Regions from separate parts of the Homo sapiens genome. Here regions 1, 2 and 3 are each linked to region 4. Evidence: chromatin contacts called from ENCODE Hi-C or POLR2A ChIA-PET data. All regions are on one chromosome and are shown on one strand. The core of a region is the stretch at or near the end of the contact, and the rest is flanking DNA. Distances in the headings are between cores, read along the strand shown. Region 1 has its middle 100 kb from the start of CNKSR3. Region 2 has its middle 79 kb from the start of SCAF8. Region 3 has its middle 83 kb from the start of CNKSR3. Region 4 overlaps CNKSR3 (CNKSR family member 3).

Evidence for each region. Hi-C counts contacts between places; a loop is a spot of excess contacts on that map. ChIA-PET counts read pairs that join two places held with the same protein, here RNA polymerase II (POLR2A). Pooled maps may share reads with other maps.
Region 1: a loop to region 4 is called in a map of heart right ventricle, with 2.3 times the contacts of the local background. The contact joins two enhancer-like sites. A Hi-C loop is called at or near these places in 2 of 168 maps with a recorded cell type or tissue (heart right ventricle and transverse colon), 2 of 37 single-sample maps with no recorded cell type and 11 of 50 pooled maps. POLR2A ChIA-PET finds 5 or more read pairs at or near these places in 1 of 52 experiments (A673).
Region 2: a pooled map shows a loop between it and region 4 (5-fold over the local background). The contact joins two enhancer-like sites. A Hi-C loop is called at or near these places in 2 of 168 maps with a recorded cell type or tissue (ascending aorta and endothelial cell of umbilical vein), 1 of 37 single-sample maps with no recorded cell type and 5 of 50 pooled maps.
Region 3: a map of Right ventricle myocardium inferior shows a loop between it and region 4 (10-fold over the local background). The contact joins two enhancer-like sites. A Hi-C loop is called at or near these places in 3 of 168 maps with a recorded cell type or tissue (Right ventricle myocardium inferior, cardiac septum and sigmoid colon), 2 of 37 single-sample maps with no recorded cell type and 13 of 50 pooled maps. POLR2A ChIA-PET finds 5 or more read pairs at or near these places in 1 of 52 experiments (K562).

Annotation. Positions count from the first base shown.
Region 1 is chr6:154,612,044-154,614,743 of GRCh38, reverse strand. No RefSeq gene overlaps it. Among named protein-coding and RNA genes, the nearest start is that of CNKSR3, 100 kb to the right of the region's middle. Within about 2 kb of position 1,268, at least 2 of the 41 ENCODE cell types and tissues checked have a DNase peak (open chromatin) inside an H3K27ac peak, as active enhancers do.
Region 2 is chr6:154,652,693-154,655,392 of GRCh38, reverse strand. No RefSeq gene overlaps it. Among named protein-coding and RNA genes, the nearest start is that of SCAF8, 79 kb to the left of the region's middle. Within about 2 kb of position 1,357, at least 5 of the 41 ENCODE cell types and tissues checked have a DNase peak (open chromatin) inside an H3K27ac peak, as active enhancers do; they include ascending aorta and endothelial cell of umbilical vein, where a contact is called at or near this core.
Region 3 is chr6:154,592,090-154,594,789 of GRCh38, reverse strand. No RefSeq gene overlaps it. Among named protein-coding and RNA genes, the nearest start is that of CNKSR3, 83 kb to the right of the region's middle. Within about 2 kb of position 1,394, at least 6 of the 41 ENCODE cell types and tissues checked have a DNase peak (open chromatin) inside an H3K27ac peak, as active enhancers do.
Region 4 is chr6:154,409,414-154,412,113 of GRCh38, reverse strand. CNKSR3 (CNKSR family member 3) reads left to right here. Exons shown (of 13, transcript NM_173515.4): 11 at 972-1,180; 12 at 1,682-1,771. Among named protein-coding and RNA genes, the nearest start is that of IPCEF1, 54 kb to the right of the region's middle. Within about 2 kb of position 1,438, at least 19 of the 41 ENCODE cell types and tissues checked have a DNase peak (open chromatin) inside an H3K27ac peak, as active enhancers do; they include ascending aorta and endothelial cell of umbilical vein, where a contact is called at or near this core.

The sequences.
Region 1 (2,700 bases), core at 19-2,518, 200 kb before region 4:
TTTGGCAGGCTATCTGTTGTTCTTCCCTATGACTCTATGCAGAGGCAGCATCAACATTTCCCTTCTTGAAAACAAGCTGGTGTTTTACTTTAGTAGACACTACCCTGAATCCCTGAGTCAAGGAACTGTTTAGAACTGAAAGGGGACCATGCAGATATGGCCACCCCACTCTAGGCCAGTGAGTGTGAGACACGTGCCCTTGTCCACGCAGCACGTCGTTTTGAGGTTCTGATAGCTTGTCCAACCTCCTGGCACTTCACTGGCCCCACTTGTGTTTTACTATTTTACTGATGAGGAAATAGAGGCTCAGAAGTTTGCATAACTCTCCCGAGGTCACACAGTTAGACCGTGGGATGCTCTTGAGTCTGGGTTTGTTTAACTCCAGATGCCATGTGTCTTTCACTGCATCATATCCACCCATAATCCTGTGCCCGGATGTTTTACCAAATGGTGGAAATGACACATCTATCCACATGAAACAACTCTATCCAGATATTGAGTTGAGAGAAACAAAGTGAGTCAAGATTGAAGTGGATATGATTAAAAGAAGGTAGGATTGCAAGCCACTCGATTTGAATTCCAGGGCAGCTATGTGGTCCTAGACAAGTCACCTAACTTCACTGGCCTCAGTCCCTCATTTGGTAATTAAGGGTGTGAGCAATAGAGTAGAAGTTCCAGTGCTAACATTTCTGATTCTGGTTGAGGAAGCTGGAAGGAAAGCCATATGAACTTGGTCTTAAAGGGAGAAGTGAAGGAATGGCTGACGGACAGTCCGGATTGAGGGAGTAAAGTAAGCAAAGGCTCAGAGATGAGTTCAGACACACTATATTCCTGGGACTGTGATAGATCTCATAGCATTTGTTCACAAAGTAAGTTAGTGTGCTTGGATAAAGGGCTAGACCTATGCCAAGTAGGAAGTATTTGGAGACACCTACATACCCCACTCATTGTTGTGGATCTCATATCTATTCCCCACCCTGCCACCCCACCATAAAAGCTTTCTTATTATCCACTCTGAGAAGGTGAATTGGAAGTTTAATAATTCTTAAGAGAAGCTTTTTCTTATTGACAAGGAAAAAGATCTAATGTGGACTAGGGATTTGGGAAACTTGTGCACATGTGCTGAGTCAGGAGGTTTGAGCTTATCTCTCCTACTATCTGGTTGGGTGTCAATTCCATTGAAGCAATAATTATGAAGGGCTGATTACACATATGACGTTATGGCTAAAAGCAGCCCACAGCCTAATGAGTCATGAGCTAAAGGACTGTGAAACTCCTAAGAGCTGTGAGCAGGAGCTATGGGAAGTGAGTGGCTAAACCAGGCCAGAGGCACCGGAGAAGACTTCCCATAGCAAGCGTCATTTGAACTGTACCTTGAAAGAAGGAAAGAGGAAGGAGGGAAAAACAAACCAGATGAAGGGAAGAGCATGAGGAAAAGCACAAAAGCATGACGTGCACAAGGTGATCAGGAAATGACAAGCCCTCTCTGACACTGCAGGATCCGCCACATGGAGGGTTGGAGAAGGCACGTCGTTGAACATGGGCTAAGGTCTCATCCTGGCTCTTCATGTTCTGAGCAAATGTTTCTGAACTGTTAAGGCACGTGAATGGCCACACCATGTCCTGTGGCGTAGCGTGGGATTCTGCAATTGTACCCAGATTGTCGTCACATTATGGTTGCAGGACAGAAAAAATGGAATAAGGCATCTGACTGAAATCAAATGGCAAACTGAGCAGGTTTATTGAGGTTAATGGGCTAAAACACAGAAGGGTGTGGAACCAAGTAGGGAAAGAACTAAAATGTGGTTTTCGTAAACACTTTGGAATAAAATTGTATTGTACAAATAAATTCAGATCCAGTCAGAATCATCAGAGATGATTCAGTAGTTCAGGAAATAAAAAAATCGATTTTTATTATGTTGTTCTATGTTGAAACCTTGTTAATTGGTCTTTAAATTAAAACTAATTAAATGGACACACCCTACTTCAAAAAAGGCACAGTTAAGTGATGGGTGTTTCTTAAAGTGGGTTTAGTACTATTGTTCTTGGACTGGAGGGTGAGGGGTGCCCCCTTATGAAAATAATTTCAATACATACTTAAAAGGTGATTCATTGTTTAAGAGTAGAAGTTTGCACATTTATATTTTTCATCTGAGGGCTCGGAAAATTATGTATTATATGTATCTAGGTTGGTGCTCATTCATTCATCAACCATTTATACCAAGTCCTTACTATCCTTGGTACTTTGCTGGTAGGAGGAAGAAAATTTCTGGGTAGAATACCATGGGGTTGCTTAAGAATCTCAATAAGAAGACCAAACAACCAAGCCGCAGTTTAAAAGTATTATGTAAGCATACGCAAATTTTAATTTTATTAAATATTTACATATGTAAATATTGGAGAAGCTGGGGCAAAAAATCGCACAGTTCCCCGAAATAAAACTCTGAGAGCTATTTTTAGCTCTTCTTTCTTCCTTCATCTGCTCCCAAACCACCCCATCCAACCCCACACTAATTCAATCTGTCACCAGTTCCTACCAAGGTTACCTCTGAAGTGTAATTGATTGGTTATTTTTTCTTCTCTTCTATCTCTGCTTTGGGCCTATTGTCTAACGGGAATTTGGTTACCTGATGAGACATATAAAGCCATTAATCTCCTTATTTGTAGACATTTCTGGGTTTGCATAAAATAGCATTGCTC
Region 2 (2,700 bases), core at 108-2,607, 240 kb before region 4:
TCACTGCAAGCTCCGCCTCCCGGGTTCAGGTGATTCTCCTGTCTCACCCTCCCGAGTAGCTGGGACTACAGGCGCGTGCCACCACACCTGGCTGATTTTTTTTTTAATTTTTAGTAGAGACGGGGTTTCACTATGTTAGCCAGGATGTTCTCGATCTCCTGACCCCGTGATCTGCCTGCCTCGGCCTCCCAAAGTGCTGGGATTACGGGTGTGAGCCACCACGCCTGGCCCTTTTTCTTTAGACAGAGTCTCACTCTGTCACCCAGGCTGGAGTGCAGTGGTTCCATCTTGGCTCACTGCAACCTCCATCTCCTGGGTTCAAGTGATTCTCGTGCCTCAGTCTCCTGAGTATCTGGGATTATGGCACCTTTCACCACGCCCAGCTAACTTTTGTATTTTTAGCAGAGATGGGGTTTCGCCATGTTGGCCGGGCTGGTCTCAAACTCCTGAGCTCAAGAGATCCGTCTGTCTCAGCCTCTCAATGTGCTGGGATTACAGGTGTGAGCCACCGCGCCCAGCCATGTGTCCCCTTTTAACTGATATGGAGGCAGAGGTTTGCAAATGAAGTGACATGGTCAGTGGAAGAGCTGAGATTTGAACTCAAGTCTGCTGACATCTGAGTCCAAGCTTTTTCTGCTTCATCACGCTGCATATGCAGGAAGAATTCTCTAATTGTAGTGCCTCAAACCCGGAACAGGTCAAGGACCAACATTTTTGGACAAAGAAGACCTCCCAGCATCATTTTGTCATCAAGGCAGGCAAATGCATTTAAGGCTGGCTGTGTGTAGCGATGGCTGAACTATCACATCCTACTCTGTTAAGGAAGCAAACTGGAGGACCAGCAAGTTGAGTGGACAGGCTGAGGGGCATAGCTTTTCATAGACCCTCATTCAGTGGGGGCTGCAGAGAGGAAGTTAGGTGCAGTGAGTTTCAATGGGGTCTGCTCAAGTCATCAAACCTCAGTTCTCCATCAGCTCCCACACAACCCATGAAAAAGTCTAAATTCTTTCAGGGCAGCAGAGATGCTTTGTATTTGGTTTACACCTGCTTTTGTACTTAATATACTGGCATTTGTGTAATATAGCTCTACAAGAGATTAATAAGTAGGCTTTGTTTTTACAAAAAGCAGGAATTATTTGAATATCAAATTTTAAAACTTCTTCAAAGATCTTTTGGCCAACTCTGGACATGCTATATTCTATTTTCTTCCAGAATGTTCTTTGCTGTACTAAACAGTTGGAACTGTTCTTTCATGACTAAGCTGGCTTCTCTCATGTACGGGACATGGTTCTTCAACTCCACCCTGAACGTACTGTTGCCGCTGACAGGAAGGGTTGTTGTGATAACAAGGAAATACATGATTCACAGGAAAATCTCCCTTCATTCCTCACCTACCAACCCTCCGTGGTCATGTGCTTTGAGATCCTTGAACATTAGGGGAGTTTCCAGGATTGTTTTGATTTCCTTTCCCTGAATCTCCCTCCTACCCAGGCTCTCCTCCACTTTTAAATCAAAACCAATTAAAAATCTACTAAAAATCATTACCAATTAAAAATCAAAACCTATTAAAAATCAAAACCAAACAAAAATGACAATAGGATTACACATCACAAAACCAGAAAGTCTTAACGAGCCCACAGTTATCATCTTAAAATCAAACACACACATGCACTCAATCCATGTAACATTCCTGTCACATCCTTTGAGACTTCAAAACTCGAGACTAGCAACATAAATTCCAAAAGCTTCTTTTGGCAAGCAGACACCAAACATGCATTTTCTAGCTCCGAGAGAAAGAAATGAGAAGCAGTGTTTTTCTTTTCTGTGTTCAGAGTTGCTGGGGCTATTCTTCTGCCCCCTGCTCTGGTTCCCAGGGCTGGGCCATGCTTCCAGCTCCTGTGTTGTGCTGGCCTGGCCAGGGCTTTTGGCTATTGCTACAGTCACCTGCTTCTGGACTGTGAAGGTAGCAGTTTGCAGAATGTGATTCAGGCTCCCCTTTCCCAAAGTACTGTTCTTCCTCCTTATCTGTTCCCAAACCAGAACCATTTGATTCTTGATTAGTGATATAGGTGGAGGCAGAAGGCCCCACAGGTGACAGGTCAGGCCTTTATTAGCATACATGATTTTATCAGGCCAGTTGACTGGCAAGTTGATAAATACAGAAAGCCACATCCTGAGGTGTAAAGATATAAAGGACTGTAGAGAAAATAACAAATGTCAGTTGACTTCAGGCACCTCAATTAGAATCAAAGAAAAGGAAGGGGCTGGACATGGTGGCTCACTCATGCTTGTAATACCAGAAGTTCAGGAGGCCAAGGCAAGGGGATTGCTTGAGCCCAGCAGAAGTTTGAGGTCAGCCTGGACAACACAGTGAGACTCCATCTCTTTAAAAAAAAAAAGCCAGGTGCAGGGGCACCTGCTTGTAGTCTCAGCTACTCTGGAGGCTGAGGTGGGAGGATTGCTTGGCCATGTGAGATCATGGCTGTAGTGATTTATGACTGTGCCATTGCACTTCAGCCTGCACGACAGAGACCCTGTCACAGAAAAAAAAAAAAAAAAAAAGGCACCCAGAGGAAGAGAGAGATGTCTGGAGGAGAGAGAATGAAGCTTACAATTTTGCCTTGACCTGACATCTCCTATAAGTTGTATCGACTAGTTTCTGATTCTCTAAATAGAGATGAGGAAAATTAAAAAGAGAAA
Region 3 (2,700 bases), core at 145-2,644, 180 kb before region 4:
CAGTGAAACATCAGTTCAGAGTCTTCTGTAAAAGACTCAGGGAAGGAGAAAGGGCCAAAGGACCAGAAACTGCTGAACATGCTTTTCCGAATGGCCAGAGAGGATGGGGAAATCACTATTAGTAACATGCTGTCCACTCAGCTTATGGGTAGGAGCCAGATCTGATGACTGACACCATGGCCAAACGCCATTTTTTTAAATCTTTTTTGATGAAGTCTCGCTCTGTCATTCAGGCTGGAGTGCAGTGGCATGATCTCTGCTCACCGCAACCTCCGCCTCCTGGGTTCAAGCAATTCTCCTGCCTCAACTTCCCAAGTAGCTGGGACTACAGATGTGCAGTATCATGCCCAGCTAATTTTTTTTTTTTTTTTTTGAGACAGAGTCTTGCTCTGTTGCCAAGCTGGATTTCAGTGGCTCTATCTGGACTCACTTCAACCTCCACCTCCCAGGTTCAAGCGATTCTCCTGCCTCAGCCTCCCGAGTAGCTGGGACTACAGGTGCATGCCACCACGCCCAGCTCATTTATTGAGCTGGTTTCACCCTGTTGGCCTGGCTGCTCTTGAACTCCTGACATCAGGTGATCCATCCACCTACCTCAGCCTCCCAAAGTGCTGGGATTACAGGAGCCACTGCAAACGGCCGGAACTGGTTTCAAATGCAAATCTGATCTATCACTCAGCCTCTGCCTCCCAGGTTCCAGCGATTCTCTTGCCTCAGCCTCCTGAGTAGCTGGGATTACAGGAACATGCCATCACACCCGGCTAATTTTTGTATTTTTAGTGCAGACAGGGTTTCACCATGTTGTCGAGGCTGGTCTCGAACTCCTGACCTCAGGTGATCCCCTACCCCTGCCTCAGCCTCCCAAAGTGTTGGGATTATAGGCGTGAGTCCCCGCGCCAGGCCCCAAACACCATTTTCTCATGAGTGGTGCTTCACATGGCTTCTTCCCAGATCTGCTTTCACTCAACTCTTTGCCCTAGGTTTTCCGAGTTCCTTGATTACCTTTGCTTGGGGTGGGAGATGGGCCTTCCTTATGCTTTAAAAAATTACCTATTTATTTTTCAGACGAGTGCAACAAGGATTTATTAAATGTAATTATATAATTTATCTGAAGGTTCCTCGAACACATAAATTGTAGGCTAAACTCTCAACCATAATCTCTAGGGTGTTTCTCAAATTCTTAGGTTTTACTGGAATTCACGGGAGTTCCATCGTATAAGCTTCTCTGTGGAATAAATGGGAGAAAGGCTTGCAAGCAGAGGTAGAACTCCTGCTGAAGGTGGTTAGAAATTGGGATTTATATTGACAGCACAGACACCGCCTGGGACTGCGCCTGGTGAGGCAGGAGATCTGGTTACTCTAGCAGTAAGAGTCTGTGACCTTCATAAAAGTAGAAAGCAATGTGCCCAGTTCACCGTCTGCGTGTGTGTTAGAGGCATAAGCAAGGTTCTCAAGGGTAAAGAGAGCCAGATCTGAGTTTGCTGGCTGAACTTACCTTACATGGTGCTGGGGAGAGAGCTGGGGGAGGGAAGGCAGGCGGGGATTACTCACAAGGATTCAGAGTCCGCCCCATGACATAGATTGATAGCTCCCTATGGGGCTTTGGTGAGCCCTACACCTTTTAAAATTTCACATAAAGCTTCGACTGGAGAAGCATCTGAACCACATACCAGCAAATCTCTGGACACGGCAACACATTCAGACTCTTCTATTTGAGGAAAACATTGGCCAAAACAAGTAGGGCTTTTCTTCAATTCAGCTTCCTAGTGGTCATGATCTTTGCAGCCCAGAAAGCAAAATTTAAGCAGACTTCTTTTGGTGACTTGTTTTGTTTTGTTGTTTTAAAAATGGTATAATTATTTTTTAAAGCTTGTACTTCCTTTTTGGCACTCTTACAGAATTGCCACCAGGCCTAAGAGCTAGAATGGGAAAAGAAAGAGTAGGTGACAGTGTCACAGAGATGCGAATTAGGGAAAGGTCTTCAATACGGAAATATCTTTAATATCCTGCCTGGCTACGACAGTGACAGGACCTTTCTTGGATAAGCTCTCATGAACCTACGATAATTAGGTTTTATTACGTCATATTGAACAGCCTTTCCTAATACGGCAGCCTTTTCCTAATGCGGTGGTGCTCAAGGCTCTCCCTGATTTTATTCCTGCTTATCTCTCTAGCCCTGTCTCTCAAACTCGCTTCAGTCATAGTGTATGTTCTAGATATATTCAACCTCTTCTAGTGCTCTTCCCCCAACGCCCCACATAGAAGTCAGTAAAGACATTAAGAAGAGTTATTTTAGATCTCCAGTTCCTTTTAATTGCTATCTTCTCTGTAGAGAATGTTCTTCCTTTGACCTCACTCCTTCTCTGGTTTTAACTCTCAGTGGTCACTGCTTCCAGGAAGCCCTCCCAAACTCCCTCTCTTACTCCTCCCCAGGCTGAGTTAGGATTCCTTCTCTTTGCCTCCTTAATATCTATGTAGCTAGAACTTTGCGCTATATTATTTTATAACTACCATATACATTCATGAGTGGATGAATCAATGTTTGTCACCATTGGACTAAAAGCAAATTAATTTTTTTTTTGAGACAGGGTCTGGCTCTATCACCCTGGGTGGAGTGCAGTGGTGTGATCTCAGCTCACTGCAAGCTCCACCTCCCAGTCTCAAGCCATCCTCCCACCTCAGCCTCCCAAGTAGCTGGGA
Region 4 (2,700 bases), core at 189-2,688:
CTGTATTTTGTCTAGCAGTTTTTGTCCTGATTTGCCTAATGGAATTTACCAAGTGCAAAAAAACTAAGCAGCTGGTAACTTGGACTCAAATTAATCCTACAGTTTAAACTGACATGTAGATAGAATTAGAATGGAATCAGTGATCCAACTTTTGCTGGTTTTTGTAGTATTTGATTCAGAAAAGAATCACTCTCCATTGGTTACTATAAAGGTTCCTTTGTATCTTTTGACATGGTTTTCAAATCTAACAACTTCATAATATATCAAGTCTTTTTTGCTGGATTTTGGCAGAGATCCGACTCTTGGCATGAGCAACGTGGTTCGCTAGAGCATACCTTAATGTGTGATTGCTGTAGTAAATAGGATATTCAGCTACACACAGAAGCACAGGAAAACTAGAGCTGTCTTTTCAAAGCTATATTTGTTTGGATATTAAAAAAAACCCTGCATTTACTCTTCTTTTTTTTTTTTTTTTTTTTTGAGATGGAGTCTCGCTCCATTGCCCAGGCTGGAGTGCAGTGGCATGATCTCAGCTCACTGTAACCTCCGCCTCCTGGGTTCAAGCACTTCTCCTGCCTCAGTCTCCCAAGTAGCTCCTGCCACCACACCTGGCTAATTTTTGTATTTTTAGTAGAGATGGGGTTTCACCTTGTTTGTCAGGCTGGTCTTGAACTCCTGACCTCAGGTGATCCACCTGCCTTGGCCTCCCAAAGTGCTGGGATTACAGGCGGGAGCCGCTGTGTCCGGCCTGCATTTATTCTTATTTCATCACGTCATGGTATTTTGCTTATTTAATAGGATCTGTATGTATTTGAGCGGCAACTGGGGTTGACAAAAGGAATGCTTTTCCTCCAGTGGAAAAGGAGAATTTAAATTATCTTCTGTGTGCTGGAGGTAGCAGCACTGCTGGAATTCTTCAGTATGAGAACATCTTTGTAAACAACTTAATTATTGTCCATATTATCTTCCAGGGATGAGAATGGCAGTTTTGTTTATGGAGGGTCCAGTAAGTGCAAACAACCATTGCCTGGTCCTAAGGGTTCAGAGTCCCCGAATTCCTTCTTGGACCAGGAAAGCCGGAGACGAAGATTCACCATTGCAGACTCGGATCAGTTGCCTGGGTACTCGGTGGAAACCAACATTCTGCCCACAAAAATGAGAGAGAAAACACCATCTTATGGTAAGTTTCAAGTGTTTGTTTTGTTCTGCCGTTGGCCTTGACTTCTCCTCCCCGCCCCCTGCCTTAGTTGGAACTGTTGGATGAATTTGGCAGACTTCAAGAGTAATCTGAGGAAAACATAAACCTCAATGAAATTCTAAGTATGAGACCTTTATTCATCTCTGTCAAGCGGATCCTTGTTGAGTCATTACTCTGCCTGGCATGAAAGCCCAACTGGGTGAGATCATGTTACAGTTTTAACTTTCAGTGCCTGGGTTTTAGCTTTGGAGTTGCTTTGCTCTGTAGACTCACAGGCTCAAGTTTAATGTGCCTCTATCTTAGTAGCACTCTATTTCCTGCTATGGAAATACAGTGCTTTAAAATACTTTTATTTTAAAATTTGTTATTGCTTCTGTCTAAGTGGGTGTGGTATTGTGAGGTCTAAGTTATACATAAAGGGAACGGTTCACTAAAGTTCCAGAACTCATCAAACTTGTCACCTTCTTTCTCGTCCCTCTGAAGGCAAGCCACGGCCTTTGTCCATGCCTGCTGATGGGAACTGGATGGGGATTGTGGACCCTTTTGCCAGACCTCGAGGTCATGGCAGGAAAGGTACGTTTCATCCAAGCAAACCAAGGAACAGCAAATGGGGAGTGAACAGCCCCAGGGCCTGGTTTCACCTCTGTTTCTAAATGTGTTATAATAAGTAGACTGAGTACTTGGCCTTTCTGAGTCCCGTTTTCTCATCTGTAAAATTAGGACTGCTGAAGATCTTTAAGATCCTACTTATTTCTAGAATGGCAAAATTATATAATCCTAGTTAGTGATTGTAAATATCCTAATTAGCATTGAGTGCTGTAAAAAGGCTATAGACTTTAATGGTCTAATTTTTATTCATTTACTTTTTAGAGACAGGATCTTGCTCTGTTACACAGGCTGGAGTGCAGTGGCGTGATCATACCTCACTACAGCCTTGAGCTCCTGGACTCAAGTGATCCTCCTGCCTCAGCCTCCTGAGTAGCAGGGACTACAGGTGCACGCCACCACGGCTGGCTAATTTTTTTTTTTTTTTTGGTAGAGACAGAGTCTCAATATGTTGTCCAGGCTGGTCTCAAACTCCTAGCTGTAAGTGGTCTTCCTGCCTCAGCCTCCCAAAGTGCTGGAATTACGGGGATGTGCCACCATACCCAGCCAATAGTCTAATTTTTTAATGAATAGAAATAAATTATTCATTAAACAATCTTTTTCAAAATTTATTTTTAAAAATTGAGATGGGGTCTTACTATGTTGCCCAGGCTGGCCTTGAACTCCTGGGTTCAAGTGATCCTCCCACTTCAGCTTCCTGAATAGCTGGTGTTACAGACGTGTGCCACCATGCCCAGCTTTCATTAAACAATCTTATTCTAAATTTTGTTGCTTTTATTTTTGGAGTCTGTTTGATTTCTGATGAACAAACATGGATTTTTTTTTCTTCCAAGTCCTTCTTATGTTAGAAGGCAGTTACTATTTGAAAAGAAATTTGTGTTTAATTCACCCTGTAA